Regions from separate parts of the Homo sapiens genome. Here region 1 is linked to region 2. A link is a loop called in an ENCODE intact Hi-C map of the cell type or tissue named here. Cell type or tissue: ascending aorta. All regions are shown on one strand.

Evidence for each region. Hi-C counts contacts between places; a loop is a spot of excess contacts. Peaks named below come from ENCODE experiments on the same cell type or tissue, not always from the same donor. Only the 100,000 strongest peaks of a DNase experiment are listed, where the experiment ranks them.
Region 1: it touches region 2 in a loop (2.3-fold over the local background); 5 of 110 quality-filtered maps call a loop at or near these places.

What each region holds. Positions count from the first base shown.
Region 1 is chr1:63,671,508-63,679,507 of GRCh38, forward strand. All of the region lies in intron 1 of LOC105378771 (a long non-coding RNA gene), which reads left to right. Among named protein-coding and RNA genes, the nearest start is that of PGM1, 82 kb to the left of the region's middle. RefSeq lists an enhancer at 3,459-3,960. In ascending aorta, a CTCF peak has its summit at 3,068 (motif pointing right); a DNase peak (open chromatin) is centred at 3,104; H3K27ac peaks cover 2,242 bases.
Region 2 is chr1:64,160,109-64,168,108 of GRCh38, forward strand. All of the region lies in intron 8 of ROR1 (receptor tyrosine kinase like orphan receptor 1), which reads left to right. Among named protein-coding and RNA genes, the nearest start is that of UBE2U, 40 kb to the right of the region's middle. In ascending aorta, a CTCF peak has its summit at 4,076; a DNase peak (open chromatin) is centred at 1,383; H3K27ac peaks cover 3,899 bases.

The DNA.
Region 1 (8,000 bases), 490 kb before region 2:
CAACTTTTCAATAGTTTCTTATAGCTTTTTGTTCATTATAATATTGTTTTGTCAGTGTTTTTGGATATCCCACAATCTTCCTCATTTCTCTTCTATAATCAGCACTCTGTTCCTGGGGCGAAACTCCTCTCAGATTCCATGTGGCCCCAGGGCTGTCAGTCACAGTGCCTTCCTTCCTTTCCCTTCCACCCCCATTCCTGCTACAGGGGCAGGAACTTGGCCCAGGGTAGACTAATCATTGGACCACATCCCTGTGGACATAGTGATTGGGCCAGTGAGTAGGCATGTGAACCAAGATGGACCAATCAGAGCCTTTCCATTATGTTTTTTCCAAATGGAAGGTAAAGGGATAACCTTCTTTTTGAATCATAGGTTACAAGGATATAGGCCTGATGAGTATCAGTGACTCTTTTTTCCTACCAGATTGACAGATCCTGTCAGTGCAGGAGAGAATGAGGTAAACTAATAAATTCAGAAACAAGCAGAGATAATAAATTAGTGGAAAAGAAAGTCTTTTTAAATTTTTTCCTTTTTTTTAGAAGATGGGGTCTCACTTTGTCACCCAGGCACCATCATAGCCCACTGCAGCCTCAAACTCCTGGGCTCAAGTGATCTTCCTGCCTCAGACTCCTGAGTACTTGGGACCACAGGCGCATGCCACCACATCTGGCTGGAAAATAAAATCTTTTTTTTTTTTTGAGGCAGAATTTTGCTTTTGTCGCCCAGGCTGGAGTGCAATGGTGTGATCTTGGCTTACTGTCATCTCCGCCTCCCGGGTTCAAGCGATTCTCCTGCCTCAGCCTCCATAGTAGCTAGGATTATAGGCGTGTGCCACCACACCCACCTAATTTTGTTTTTTTTTTTTTTTTTTTTTTTTTAGTAGAGACGAGAGTTCACCTTGTTTGCCAGGCTGGTCTTGAACTCCTGACCTCAGGTGATCTGCCCGCCTTGGCTCCCCAAAGTGCTGGTGAACCATCGTTGTTGTCTGGGGTAAATAGCTGAGGTTCATTGTCTCGTGCCAAGACAATTAAGGACACGGACACACGCAAGGAGTGAGTTTAGGAGTGGAGGTTTAATAGGCAAGAGAAAGGAGAACAGCTCTCTGGCTTGTGAGAGAGATGGGGCCCAAATGGGAATTCCGGCCTGTGGCAGAGTGCACCAGATTTTATAGACCGGCTTGAGGAGGTGGTATCTGATTTATGTAAGGCTCACAGATTAGTTGGTCCAGGCGTGACGTTTACATAGCAAGGGGGAAGGCTGGCCACCCCATCCTCATCTTATTATGCAAATGGCCTTTCCACTTGGCCGGCGCCATGTTGTCTGCTTCTTACTGTAAACATGGCTGGCAAAAAGGGAACATGAAGGCTACAGTTTGAACATGCCTAGTCCCAGGTAGCCTTTTCCCATTGGCACAACTGCCGGTATTCACCCTTGCAGTCTTCCAGCTTGCTTATCTATGTCTGCAGCTCAATTTTACAAGCTGCTCTTTGTTAGAAAAGAAAATGATTTGGGGGCTGCTTTTCGTTAAAAGGAAAACCTTGCCGAGAACTTCCTTACCCTCACTATCTGCCTAAATAATTTCTTCTTAACTCCTATATCACTGGGATTACAGGTGTGAGCCACTGTGCCCCGCCACGAAAACCCTGGGCTCTTGGATTCAGCCATATCTGGAACTTCAACTACAGGAACCAGCACATTGCCTTTTTACTTAAATGAGTTCCATGTAACAAAAAGAGACTTGACCAGTGTGGAGCCACATCCTTCACTTGACGCTCGAAGTCAAGGCCCTGTGTGATCTCCTCACCTCACACTACTGTTTTCCTCCTCCCAGGGATCCATCAATGGAGAACTTCTTTTAGTTTTGTTTTGTTTTTTTTTTTTAGATGGAGTCTCACTCTGTCACCCAGGCTGGAGTGCAGTGGCGTGATCTCAGCTCACTGCAACCTCTGCCTCCCGGGTTCAAGCAATTCTCTGCCTCAGCCTCCCAAGTAGCTGGGATTACAGGTGCCCGCCATCATGTCCAGATAATTTTTGTATTTTTAGTAGAGACAGGGTTTCACCATCTTGGCCAGGCTGGTCTTGAACTTCTGACCTCGTGATCCACCCGCCTCGGCCTCCCAAAGTGCTGGGATTACAGGCGTGAGCCACCGTGCCCGGCGTTCTTTTAGTTCTTCAAGCAGGCCAGGCTCCTTCTTATCTCATGGCCTCCTCACATGTTGTTCTTAGCTAATTCCTATACATCCTTCAGCTGTCTGCATGTAGGTCATGTCTTTAGAAAAGGCTTCCCTGACTGCCTGACTAGGCCAGGGTCCCCCTACAATCCTCCTCTCCAATATAAACTCCTGCAGCACCAATGCTTTTCCTTCTCAGCACTCATTGCAGTAGTAACGAATACATTCTTTGTTCACGAGATAATTCCTTATTTACAGTCCATCTTCACCACTGGACTATACGCTTCATGAAGTTAAGGACCATTTGTCTTTTTAAAATTTTTATTTCTTTTGAGACAGTCTCATTCTGTTGTTCAGGCTGGAGTTCAGTGGTACAATCATGACTCACTGCAACCTCCACCTCCTGGGCTCAAGCAATCCTCCTGCCTCAGCCTCCTGAGTAGCTGGGACTGCAGGTGTGCACTACCACATCTGGCTAGTTTTATTTTTTGTAGAGATAGGGTCTCACTATGTTTCTCAGGCTGGTCTTGAACTCCTGGGCTCAAGTGATCCTCCTGCCTCAGTCTCCCAAAGTGCTGGGATTAGCAGCATGAGAGACCACGCCTGGCCACGACCATTTATGTTGATCATCCTTATGTACTCAGTGCCTAGCACAGTGCTTGGCACAAAATAGGTGCTCAGTAAACATTTGTCAAATGAAAAAAAAATGAACGATTGAATGTTTGACTTGGAAACCCATGCCTTCGATCTCCACAGGCTTTGTAATCTAATACACAAACACAGGCAATCCTGATTCATAACGTGACCACAGAAGGTTCCCTGGGGTGGTAGAGAGCCTCATGCATGATTTAGTCAGGTATTTTGAGCTGGGATTCTGTCTGACCAGGCCAGAGTGGACCTTGCTCCCAGGAGATGGCAGTGTTGTGCAGTCTCTGACTCATCAAGGCTCCCACACTGACTTCCCTGAGACCCTGGAAGCTATCGAGCTGGACCTTGACCTCTCAAGCCGTGGACGCCAAGTCCCAGGGCCAGGTTTTTAAAGGAGCTGTGTGTTCAAAGCAGCTGAGAAGCAGAGCCTTTGTTCCAGAGACTGGCAGTCCCCCAATCCAAGATAAACAACCCTCCTCCCCAACTCGAATGATGGATCTGGTTTGGTGTTCTGTTCAAGAACTCTCTTTCCAAGAGTGGCTCAAAGGCTCCTTTGCAGCTTTTAAATTTTACAATCTCTTAGGAGAGAAGACCCAGGCCACAGAGTTGCTACCTCCTGGTGCTTTGGAAGATTCTCCCTATTCATACTTTCTCTCAAATCCCACAGCTGCTACTTGCTGTGAGTGCAGACTAGCACAACCACCAACACGGACCCACAGGTAGACCATCCTGTTCAGATCCTGGCTCTGTCACTTACCGTGTGACTTAGGACAAAGCCCTTACCTTTTCTCAATAAAAAGAATAGTAATACCTATTTCTCAGGCTTGTGCTGAATGATTAATCAAACAGTGCCTGGCACTGTGCACCTGGCACTGTGCCTGGAGCATAGTGGGTGCTTAGTAAACATCGGTTCCCTTCCCTCTCCCCCTCCCACACTGCGCTGCTGAAGGAGCTGGGGGAGGGAATGTGAGAAAGCCTCCGCAGCAGGATTTCACTAGCAAATGTCTAAAAACAACAACCTTCTTCTCTTCCCTGGAGCACCTTCCTATCCCCAGTGTGACTGTAAAGCCAGATTAAAAAGCGCCCATGGTCATTGGAACTCGCCCCAGTCAAATAATCCACGTTACCAGTCCGGTCCATGTCAGCCCGGCTCCTGCTGCTCCCCACTGTGGGGAGCCAGGTGCTCCTGGGAATCCTGAGGTTCACCCTGGCCCAGGGGCCTTGGCTCCCTTTCAGTTCGTTGCTTTCTTTTGTGGTGGAGCATCTGGGCTGTAGCACTGGAAGCGTTTTGGCCCTGCTGCTGGGCCCTTATCTCTGTGCTGTGTGAGCCCCATTCCTGCCACGTCGGAACCCATTAGGGACCACTCTGCTGAAGCTTTTGAAGGAGTAATCAGTTTGTAGAGGGAAGGGGCTGTGCCAAGCCAGGCCAGATGGAGTAAGTAATGAAGGCCCCAGATTAATCTCGCCTGTCTCTTTTTTCCAATATGAAGGCTCAACCCAAGAGCTTGGCAGTCTCAAGACAAATTATACTTGTCAGCTTCAAAGCATAAGTTCCCTTCCAAGCCAGAATGCACTTTCTCTCTTTCTCTCCCCATCCCCTTCTCCCTCTCTCCTGAAATACAAAACGGGAGTAAAAAATGGGGTGCATATGAGATGTTGTGACATTTTTGCATCATCGTAATAATTAGAGCCTCCACCGGGCATTTCCTATGTATTAGGCAACACACTGAGTCCTCTACATGCATTCAGCTTATTTATTTCTCACCATAATTCTACAAGATATATACTAGTATCCCCATTTTATGGATTAGGAAATCAATGTTCAGAGAAGATGATTGATTCAAGGTCACATAGTAAGTTGTGAAGCAAGGATTCAAACCTAGGTTTGTGTTACTCCAACCGCTATGGTATACACACCCTGTAGTTTTCGGAGCTGTTAATCTCTCTAACTTAAGTCTTCGCCTGGAGGAAGAGTCCAGCTCTGAAGCCAAGAACACAGTATCCTGCTTTTTCCCATTGTTAAACATTTTCCCTGCAGTCTTGGGGTGAGAGCAAGGCATAAGGGTTGGGTTCTCAGAAAAACATTTCCGGAGGTTACTTTTAAAAAATCCTAGTCTTTGAGATACAGATACATGGGAACAAAGATCCTGTGGTTAAATAAATTTGGGAACCACTACATGTAATTGTTCCTCCTGGAGTCACAAGACATGTGAGCAGGCAACAAGTCTTAAGAGGTCCTCAAAGTAAAGACGCCCAATGAACATAGTCCTATCCACTGTTTCCCCATATTATTTCGTCCACTTATGTTTTCAAGGCACACCTAGAAAGCCCCATGTCTGCACTATAGCCTTGCTACTTCAAGTACTGTGCTCAGATCAGCACGGCAGCATCACCTGGGAGCTTGCTAGGAATACAGAATCTCAGGTCGCACCCCGGACCCATTAAATTCCCAGGTGATTTGCGTGTCAGAGACACTGGGCTCTAGACTAGAGTATAACCAAACTAAGCTCAGTAGACTGGTTATCTCACTCAGGAGACAAGCATCATTAAGCCGCCCAATTTTTGAGTGACATCAACACAAGTGCTGTACATTTGGAAAACTAAATTAGAAAGGAAGGACCAGTTTCTCTTTTGCCCAAACAGCCCCAGAATCACAACTAAACAAAACATGGCATAAAGAATAGAATGCCATATTTTACTAGGGCACTGGCCCACTTCTAGGTTTTTGGTAATTCCTCACTAAGAAGAGTTAGCTCTGTAAACTATTGTTTTCACCTTTATTTTATACCTGCTGCCTCAGAACTGAGTTCTTATCTTTCTGGTTATCTTATCATTCTGGGTCAGATCCAGTACCCCCACCATCTGCCACACCTACTACCCCTTCTCCCCAGCACGATCTCAGCTCACTGCAACCTCCGCCTCCCCGGTTCAAATGATTCTCCTGCCTCAGCCTCCCAGGTGGCTGGGACTGCAGGTGTGTGCCACCACGCCCAGCTAATTTTTGTGTTTTTTAGTAGAGACTGGGTTTCACCATGTTGGCCAGGCTGGTCTCGAACTCCTGACCTCAAGTGATCCTCCTGCCTTGGCCTCCCAAAGTGATGGGATTACAGGTGTGAGCCACCGCACCCAGCCTTCCCAGCTCTTGCTCTCCATGTCCCTCCAGTGTCTCTGATTAGCTGAACTCAGCCAGCATCCTGTGGATAAGGAGCCTGAGAAGTGTTTGCCCAGACAGCCCATGAGACTCAGCATAGGGCAGGAGAAGGGTGGCGAGTGGATCTAAGAGCTAGCAGGCAAATGATTGCACGAGGCCCTACCCTTTATGTGAAGGAGGGCAGCAGACAGTTTCCTTCCTTGACAACAGGGCTGTAGCAGGGAACAAAGGGGATCTGATAGGAGGAGGACAAGAACACTAATGGAGTAGAGAGAAACCATAGGTGAAGAATGGACCTTCCCTGTGTCGTGGTGCTTCAGTGTTGCTGGGAACAAGGCTTGACTCTGGTCATAAAGTAGTACCTTTAATGCTTCCAACTCATCTAGCTCTTGTAGTGCCAGTAACTCCTGTATGCCCCATTGCGAGTAGTCTCCAGTATCCATTCAGATCAGCTCCCCTGCACTCATATGCAGCCCCCCTCCATTGTTCTCTTCCTGACTTTCTGACTCTCTTAGTTCCAGAGGCCCCCTCTGCTGACACACCACTTCAGGCCTCTCTTGTTAAGGAGATTTAGGACACTTCTCTTTGGTTTTGCCCCCAGAGCAAAACCTGGCCTGCTCCTGGACCTGGTTGCAAAGAATTTTAACTCATGGTCTCACATGGAGACCTAGGCATTCTAATTATCTTAACTGGCAGGATAAAGTAACAAGCAATTCTTGAATGGCTACTGTATGTTCACTGCTGTATTTGGGATCATGTGGAGGGCATGCTGGTCACTGGACAAGGATGCCAGTGGATTACCCTTTTTTCACTGGACAAAGATTACCCTTTTTTCTAGGTAATCCTTTCTCAAAGAAATTAACTGCCTGCCTGCCTGCCTGCCTGCCTGCCTGCCTGCCTGCCTGCCTGCCTGCCTGCCTGCCTTTCTTCCCTCCTCCCTTCATCAAATATTTATATACCAGCTGGGGAATGCAGTGGTGAACGGGACATAGTCTCTGCCCTTAAGGAGCCTCAGTCTGGTGAGGGAAAGAAAATACAATTATAGTTAAATGAAAGAGGTGCATACAGATGGCTGTGGAAGCACAGAAAAGGGGCATCTAATCCAGCCTTGGGGAAGGGGAAATAGGGCTGTCAGGGAAGATATGGAGGCAGTGATACCTGGCAGGGTCTAGGGTAAAAGCAGGAGTTGACAAGTTTAAAATAAAGTTGCAGGCCAGGCACAGTGGCTCGCTCCTGTAATCCCAGCACTTTGGGAGGCAAGAGGTGGACGGGTCGCTTGAGGCCAGGAGTTCAAGACCAGCCTGGCCAACATGGCGAAAACCCATCACTACTAAAAATACAAAAATTAGCCAGGCATGGTGGTGCACACCTGTAATCCCTGCTACTCGGGAGGCTGAGGCAGAATGGCTTGAACTCGGGAGAGGGAGGTTGCAGTGAGCCGAGATTGCACCACAGCACTCCACCCTGGGCAACAGAGCAAGTGAGTCTCTGTCTCAAATTAAATAAATAAATAAAATTTAAAAGTAAATAAAATAAAATAAAATAGGGTTGCCAAATTTTTCAAATAAAGATACAGAATGCCCAGTTATACTTGAATTTCAGATAAACAACAAATAATTTTTTTAACATAAGGAAGTCCCAAATAATGCTAAAAATAATTCCATTATTTAAATTTAACTGAGTGTCCTGGATTTTACCTGGCACCGCCAGAACTGTTAAGAGAAGTGGAAAAAGAGTTCCAGGCAGAGGGAGGAGCTTATTAAATACTGGGAATTAAGAAGACAGTGAGTCAGGGAAACCACAAGATGTTCAGTGTCCAGGAAGAGATGCTCCTATTTCCCAGCCTAGAACAAAGGGATCTGATAGCCCCTCAAGAAGAGAGCTCAAATCTTGCTTTTTTGTCTGTGCCTTCCTATAGCATCTACATGGACACCTGTGGGCATAAGGAGTCCTTCCAACTTCCACTGCCCTTGCCCGCCTTCAGGCCCATCCCATTTCAGATCTCCCAGCAGATTCTCTGCTTTCAACCT
Region 2 (8,000 bases):
AATATTTATCTTCCCTGTGGACTAGTAACTGTATTATTCTTTTGATCCTCATAAAGAGGAGAAGCATCACTTTTAATAAAATTTTAGGAAAAAAAAGTCTTCACACTCAAATTAACTAATCCTCTTATCTAATAAATGGAGTAGCGTAATTGGGCTGACACAGAGCCCTCATTTTTTTTTCTGCTTTACTGTTTAAATTTTTTTTATCTAAAAAATCTTGAAAAGATTTTTGCTATTATAAAGTCATATTTATTAATAGGATTTGGAATTCCTTAAATGCTAAAAATTCAGTGTATATATTCTGTATTCAGCAAAACCACTGATCTCTTGCTGAGTGTGAATTTTTATCATTAAAAACAAGCAAACAACAAAAAAAAAACCCTACAAATCCTGAAGACCATAGAGTTCACACAGTAGCCTGGAGGATGGGCAGGGTAGGGATTCAACTCTTTTGACATCCCAGCTTCTAGCTAGCTGATTTACATATATTATAGCATTTTATATAATATCACATTTAATCCTTACTACTTAGTGCTACTATAAAAGTAGTGAAAGCAAATGGATGGGGGTTAATATTGCTACACATTCACCTAGTTGACCTGGCAGATACTTTTACCTAGCTCATGACTTCAAGCTTCTAGTGTAAGAGTCATTGTTCCATGAGACTCTTTCCCTTTCATTTCTGTTGGTAAATGTTGAGAAGTCTTAGAAACACCAGAACTCTGGGCGGGGGAGAGACCTAGATCATTTTGGTTACAGCAGACGGCAGTTTGGTGCAGTAGCCACCATCCTGGAAAGATGTACTCCTCATTGCCAGGGCAGGAACCATGGAAGAATCATTTCCATTTTTAGAAATTATCAATTTTGTGGGTTAGCCTTAATCTGCAATTGAATTACATTTTTAGTGGAGGTTTGTTTTATATCACATGATCTCCAACAGAAATTCCAGAGAGCTTTGTGGCATAAATAGAAAAAAGGCTAATATATATATCGATGAATACAAACTGTCAAGAACAATACCAGGAGCTTTTACATCCATTATCACACTTAATCCTCACAGCTATTATATAAGGCAGGTATTATTATTACTATTGTACAACCAGGGTAATTGAGACACAAACAGACTAAGTAACTTCCCCAAGGTCCAAGAGCTAGTTATTAGAAGCAATAAAATGTGAATACAGGATCTTTCACCTTTTCTAAATAGAGCTGGCCCTTGCTCTTGCAGAATCCGTGATAACTTTTTCACAGAACAGATCAAGTTGGGAAGGAGGAGGGAGGGTTAGGCAAGCAACTGAGTGTGATCCCATTTGGTCAGTTTGTGCTTCAGAGTAACCACAGGCATTCTCCTGGCTTCTGACAAATATTTAAGGGGCCTGCATGGCAGTCTCTGAATGATGTAGCCCTAGCCCTGCCAGGGACATGTACAATTTGGCTAGAGCAATAATAGTTCCCCATCCTTCATGGTCAGAGACAAATGTGAAATATACTGGCATGAGTTTTCCCAGAGACTGGGTGAAGTAAACATTGTTTTCATAGTTTCTGGATCATTTCTGAGGTGTGCCTTGCTAAATCTCCCAGTGTCAAGATTTGTCCACTATGAGGCTTAGAGCTTAGCCTTAAACTCCTGAACCAGAGAAGTAGAAATGGCTTAAATATTTGAATGGGTTGGGGAGGGGAAAGGAAACAACAAAAACAAATGCTAACTTTTTTTTTTCTTACACTTCTAAGGGACTTGGCTCCGATCAAATTTGAGTTATTCAATTGTTTGTTTTGGTTCTTACTGAGTGCCTTTCCTGGAAAAAGCACAAAGGACTCTGTAGACCTTAAAGAAAATTCCTAAATGTAAACAGAAAATCTCTAAAACTGCTTTGGAAGGTCACTGACACATAAATATTACATGTACCTATAAAATCTAAAAGGAAAGGACACACATAAGAAAGAAACAAAGAAAAGTCCTGAAAACAAACACTCCACCAGAGCAAAATCAAAAGAATATTTGGAGGCGAGGATGAAAAAGGAATGAAGGATAGAAGCCAGTCTGCCCTAGCCTTATTCTTTTTTCCCCTTGGCCAATTCAAAAGTCAGAGACTCTAGGGTTCTTATTTATCCAAATGAATGTGCCCTTCAGGGTTTAAACTCTCTGCTTCCATCTCTCTTCACTTGCTGAGCCGCTAAAATTCTCCTGAGTGTTTGGATTGAGAAGAAGAGGCTCCTGTGGGAGATTAGAAACTGATACCCTTGAGAGAGGACAATAGGGAGCTGCCGACAGACTGGCTGACGAGGCCCGGCTTGGGTCCCCAGAGAGGTAGGACAGTGCAGTTGGAAGTAAAAGCTTTTGATGAGCCATGAGTTTCCTTCTGATCTGTGGGCAAAGGAAGCCAGTGGACCAGAGAGGCACCTTAACGCCGAACAATCAGGAAGATGGAGATGTCCTGGCTCCCATGCCAACTGCTCTGTGACTCTGAGAAGCCATCTAGCTTTTTGCAGTTCAATTTTCTCAGCTGTTCAGGAGAAGAAGTAGACTGCATTCAAGTATAAGACTGTTTATTTTCCTGTTATTTTGTTTAGCCAAAGATTTGAAGCCATTCAATCCTCTAACGAGTACTGTAGTGTTGCCTAAACTAAGCAGGATTTTCTATATTGCATTACAAATTTTACAATCTGAGTGAGGTTGTTTTTTCTTCTTTTAGTACAGCAGAAATTGAACCTTCTCAGAGGAGCCTGGAAACTCTAAATTCCCTTCTCTGTTTCTTTTCCTTTGCTTCTCCTTCCCTTGCCCCTACATCCCCTGCCAGGTATGACTCTGGAAAACAGCATTCTGTAAGCTTGCTTGGGTAAGGGAGAGAAGCTGTGGTATGTGCTACTGTGGGAGCAGGGAGGGGGCAGAGTCTCCCCTTCAAGAACAGGATGGGTCCCATTCAGCCCAGGCCTCCTGGCTCCTCACCTGCCTGGAGGTTAGGCAGACAGAGAGGTTAAAAGATGGAGGAGTCTGAGGGGCATGGTTGCTCACACCTGTAATCTCAGCATTTGAGGAAACCAAGCTGGACAGATCGCTTGAGCCCAGGAGTTCAAGACCAGCCTGGGCAACATGGGGAAACCCCATCTCTACAAACACACACACACACACACACACACACACACACACACACACACACAATTCGCCAGGCATGGTGGTGCATCTCTATACTCAGAGCTACTCGGGAGGCTGAGGTGGGAGGATTACTTGAGCCTGGGAATTTGAGGCTGCAGTGAGCTAAGATCATGCCACTGCACTCCAGCCTAGGCAACAGAGTGAGACTCATCTCAAAAAAAGAAAAAAAGATGGAGGAGTCTGAGAATGGGGGCGAGGAAGAGTCAAGGCAGGCCAGGGGTGTGAGATGCAGCCAAAGCCTGGACAGCCCCCATGAGTCGAACTCCTGCAGCTCCTGGCTGATGTAAGGAACATCGCAGGGGAAAGAAAGCAAGACTGGCCCAGCTTTCCAAAGCTGATGGCTGTGTTTTACTTCTCAATTTACCCTCATCTCTTGCCAGCTTCTCTCCTTTTTCACTTCCAGACAATTCATCTCTCCGTTTTCCTTTCCAGCCAAAGTAGTTGCTGAATATACTGAAATTTGATTACATTCTCTGGCCCTGTCCCTTTTGCCAGCAACATGCTTCCATCTAAAAGCCCTGCTGGAGTCTGGCTACCCTTTTTAATTTGCTGTTCTTACCAAATGTCACCACACTTCATGCTAAAATATCCTCGATAATTTTTCCACTCACTCCTTAAAGCTATTGTCTCCCAACACTTCTGAGCTCACCATTCTATTAACATGGGCCTCTTGGGAAGCACCAGTGATGTTATTTAATCCAGTGACCTTTGCCAAGTCTTCCTCCCCTTTAATTTCTCTGGAGCCTTTGATATTCTTAACCACCATCCTGAAATATATTTTTTTTTCCCCTTGACTTTCCTCCTATCTGCTTCCCACACTTCCTTCACTAGTTCTTTTAATTCCCTTAATGGGAGCATCCTCTGACATTCTTTTCCTCTCTCATTCTCTTGAGCTGATTTCATCCTCTGGCATTGCTCTAGCTCCCCCTTGAGTGTAATGATTTCCCAACCTGGAAGGCCCAGTTTCAAGTTATAAAATTCTTGCCACCAAAATCCTGCCACCCAAAAGTCCATACTATCGGGGCCTAGCTTACCTTTCCAGCCACACTTTTCTCTTAGTTTATTTCTGGAAAGTAGTCTGATACACTTCAAAGAGCAAGAGTGTAGAGACAAAGAGATATGATTACAAATCTTGGCTCTGCTGTCAACTGGCCACAAGATCTTAAGCAAATAACTAACTTCTCTGAACCTTTTATTTTCTCATCCATAAGGCAAGGATAAGAATAGTACTTAAAAGGGATATTTTTTACACTTTGAGATAGCATGTCTGGCACCTCACAGGTACTTAATAACCAGAAATTACTATTATTGTTATAACTGATGAGTACAGATCTTTTTTTTAACTTTTATTTTAAGTTAAGGTGTACAAGGGCAGGTTTGTTATGTAGGTAAACTTGTGTCATGGGAGTTTGTTGTACAGATTATTTGATCACCCAGGTATTAAGCCCAGTACTCATTAGTTATTTTTCCTGATCCTCTCCCTCCTCCCAAGCTCCACCCTCTGAAAGGCCCCAGGGTGTGTTGTTCCCCTCTGTGTGTCTATGAGAACAACATTTAGCTCTCACTTAAAAGTGAGAACATGCGGTACTTAGTTTTCTGTTCCTGTGTTACTTTGCTAAGGATAATGGTCTCCAGCTCCATCCATGTCCCTGCAAAGGATGTGATCTTATTCTTTTTTATGTCCACATAGTATTCCATGGAGTATATTGTATGTACCACATTTTCTTTATCCAGTCTATCACTGATGGGCCTTTAGGTTGATTCCATGTCTTTGCTGTTGTGAATAGTGCTGCAGTGAACGTATATGTGCATGTGTCCTTATAATAAAATCAGTTATATTCCTTTGGGTATATACCCAGGATTTAAATTGCTAGGTCAAATGCTATTTCTGTCTTTAGATATTTTAGGTTTCCACAATGGCTGAACTAATTTACACTCCCATCAACAGTGTATAAGCGTTCCTTTTTCTCTGCAACCTCGCCAGAATCTGTTGTTTTTTGACCTTTTAATAATGGCCATTCTGACTGGTGTGAGATGGTGTCTCATTGTGGTTTTGATTTGCATTTCTCTAATAATCAGTGATGTTGAGCTTTTTTTCATATGTTTGTTGGCCACACGTATGTCTTCTTTTGAAAAGTGTCTGTTCATGTCCTTTTTATGGGGTTGTTTTTCTTTAAATTCCTTAGAAATGCTGGATATAAGACTTTCACCGGATGCATAGTTTGCAAAATTTTTCTCCCATTCTGTAGGTTGTGTTACTCTGTTGATAGTTTCTTTTGCTGTGCAGAAACTCTTTAGTTTAATAAGATCCCATTTGTCAATTTTTGCTCTGGTTTTGATTGCTTTTGGTGTCTTCGTCATGAAATCTTTGCCTGTGCCTATATCCTGAATGGTATTGCCTATGTTGTCTTCCAGGATTTTTATAATTTCGGGTTTTACTTTTTTTTTTTTTTTTTTTTTGAGATGGAATCTCGCTTTGTCACCCAGGCTGAAGTGCAGTGGTGTGATCTCAGCTCACTGCAACCTCCACCTCCTGGGTTTAAGCAATTATCATGCCTCAGCCTCCTGAGTAGCTGGGACTACAGGCATGTACCACCACACGTGGCTAATTTTTGTCTTTCTTCATAGAGATGAGGTTTTGCCATATTTCCCAGGCTGGTCTCAAACTCCTGGCCTCAAGTGATTCACCTGCCTTGGCCTCCCAAAGTGCTGGGATTACAGGCATGAGCCACTAGGGTTTTACATTTAAGTCTTTCATCCATCTTGAATTAATTTTTGTACATAGTATAAGGAAAGGGTCCAGTTTCAATCTTCTGCATATAGCTAGCCAGTTATCCCAGAACCATTTATTTTACTAGGGAATTCTTTCCCCACTGCTTGCTTTTGTCAGGTTTGTTAAAGATCAGGTAGTTGTAGGTGTGCAATCTAATTTCCGAGTTCTCTATTCTGTTCCATTGTTCTATGTGTCTGTTTCTGCACCAGTACCATGCTCTTTTGGTTACTGTAGCCCTGTAGTATAGTTTGAAGTCAGCTAGCATGATGCCTCCAGCTTTGTTCTTTTTTCTTGGCTATTTGGGCTCTTTTTTAGTTCCATGTGAATTTTTAAATAGTTTTCTCTAGTTCTGTGAAGAATATCAATGGTAGTTGAGTAGGAATAGCATTTAATCTGTAAATTGCTTTGGGCAGTATGGCCATTTTAATGATATTGATTCTTCCAATCTATGAGCATGGAATGTTTTTTCATTTGTTTGTGTCATCTCTGATTTCTTTGAGCAGTGTTTTGACTACAGCTCTTTTAATGAAGCAAATGCTGTGCAAACATAGATTAATGAAGCAAATGCTGTGCAAACATAGGATACTGTGGGCTGGGGAGGAAGCTATAGGATCCAGCAATGCACAGCATTAACTGGGGTGAGGACACAGGCAAGAGAATCCCAGCAAAGATTATAGAGGTAGCTCTTTGGACAGCTCTCGTATTCCTTGTGTCCATCCTGTTAGCATACATTCTCCTGCCCCACACCCTGCTCACATCCTGGATAAAATCCATCAGGGTGGAGAAGGTCTGACAGTGAGGGCTGGGAGGCTGCCCGGTACATAACCTCAGCTTAAACCAATGTCTATAGAAACTCTACTTCTGGGAAAAACAAGTCCTATAAATGACTATATTATAAATTGGCATCATAAACGGACTAAAGTACTTCAATATCTCAATAGAATCTTTGTAATAACCCTATGAAGTAGGTACTAATTTAAGTCTGATTTTTAGGATGAGAAAACTGAGGCTTCAGATTCAGAATTGGCCCAAAGTCACAAATTATTAAGTGACAGAGCCAAACTTGAACCCAGGTCTGCTCAGGTGCAGAGCCCAGTGCTTTTCTATTTGCCTCTACTGCCTTTATTTTCAGGCTGACTGAAATATATGAGCCCAAGTTATGAGCACGTGATGGCTCAAGCTGACATTAAAATTACTGGCATCTGTTCTGTCTATTTCCAGGCAGAATAGAACCTCTCCCATTGGCATTATAAAGTAACTCAACCACAGAATCAACCCTGCTCACCACCAAACATTCAAGCTAACTATCAGAAAGTTACGTTATAGAGAAAAGAAATGCTTCTGAAGTTAAATCACTTCCAGAGAAATGCAGCTGAACTCCAAGCAAGTGTGGCAAAATATTGGTTGAAACTCCCTCTAGAACTTGATTGCATAAGCCAGAAGGCACTTAATCCAGCTGTAGTCTTTGAAAATGTCCATAACCTCCCAAAACAAAATGGCTGTGGCCTCTAAGCTTTTAAAATGTAATCATTTCCATTTATGAGTAGAGTCAATTGTTTCATAATTCTAACACTGTTTACCTAAGAACCAGTAAAATGCACAAGAAAGGAAAATAGGTTTTGGAGTCAAGCAGATCCATGTCAACAGCCAAGTCTAGGTACTAAGAAATCTTACATCTATATACTCTCCAGGGCTCTCATGCTCAATTCAGGTGAAGGTTGCCATGGACAGGTTTTGTTCATCTATCCCAGTCAACTAGCTAGCAGAGACAACAGAGCATCAACGGAGTGAGGTCTAACTCAAAAACCAGAGAGCTCTTATACCTTGAGCATTTCACTTTTGCATCAATGGTCCTCATGCTTTTAAAATGTAGAGTCCTTTGAGGATCAGATGGAAAGTCTGCCTCCTCTTCCCAGAAAGCTCTGCAACTTTGGTGTCAGACATTCTTGGATTTGAATCTTGGCATCACCACTTAATAGTTGTGCTTCTTTAGGCAGGCTACTTAACCACTGAATGCCTTATGTCCTTATCCATAAAATGGGGGCAGTCGTAATATGAATCTCACAGAATTGT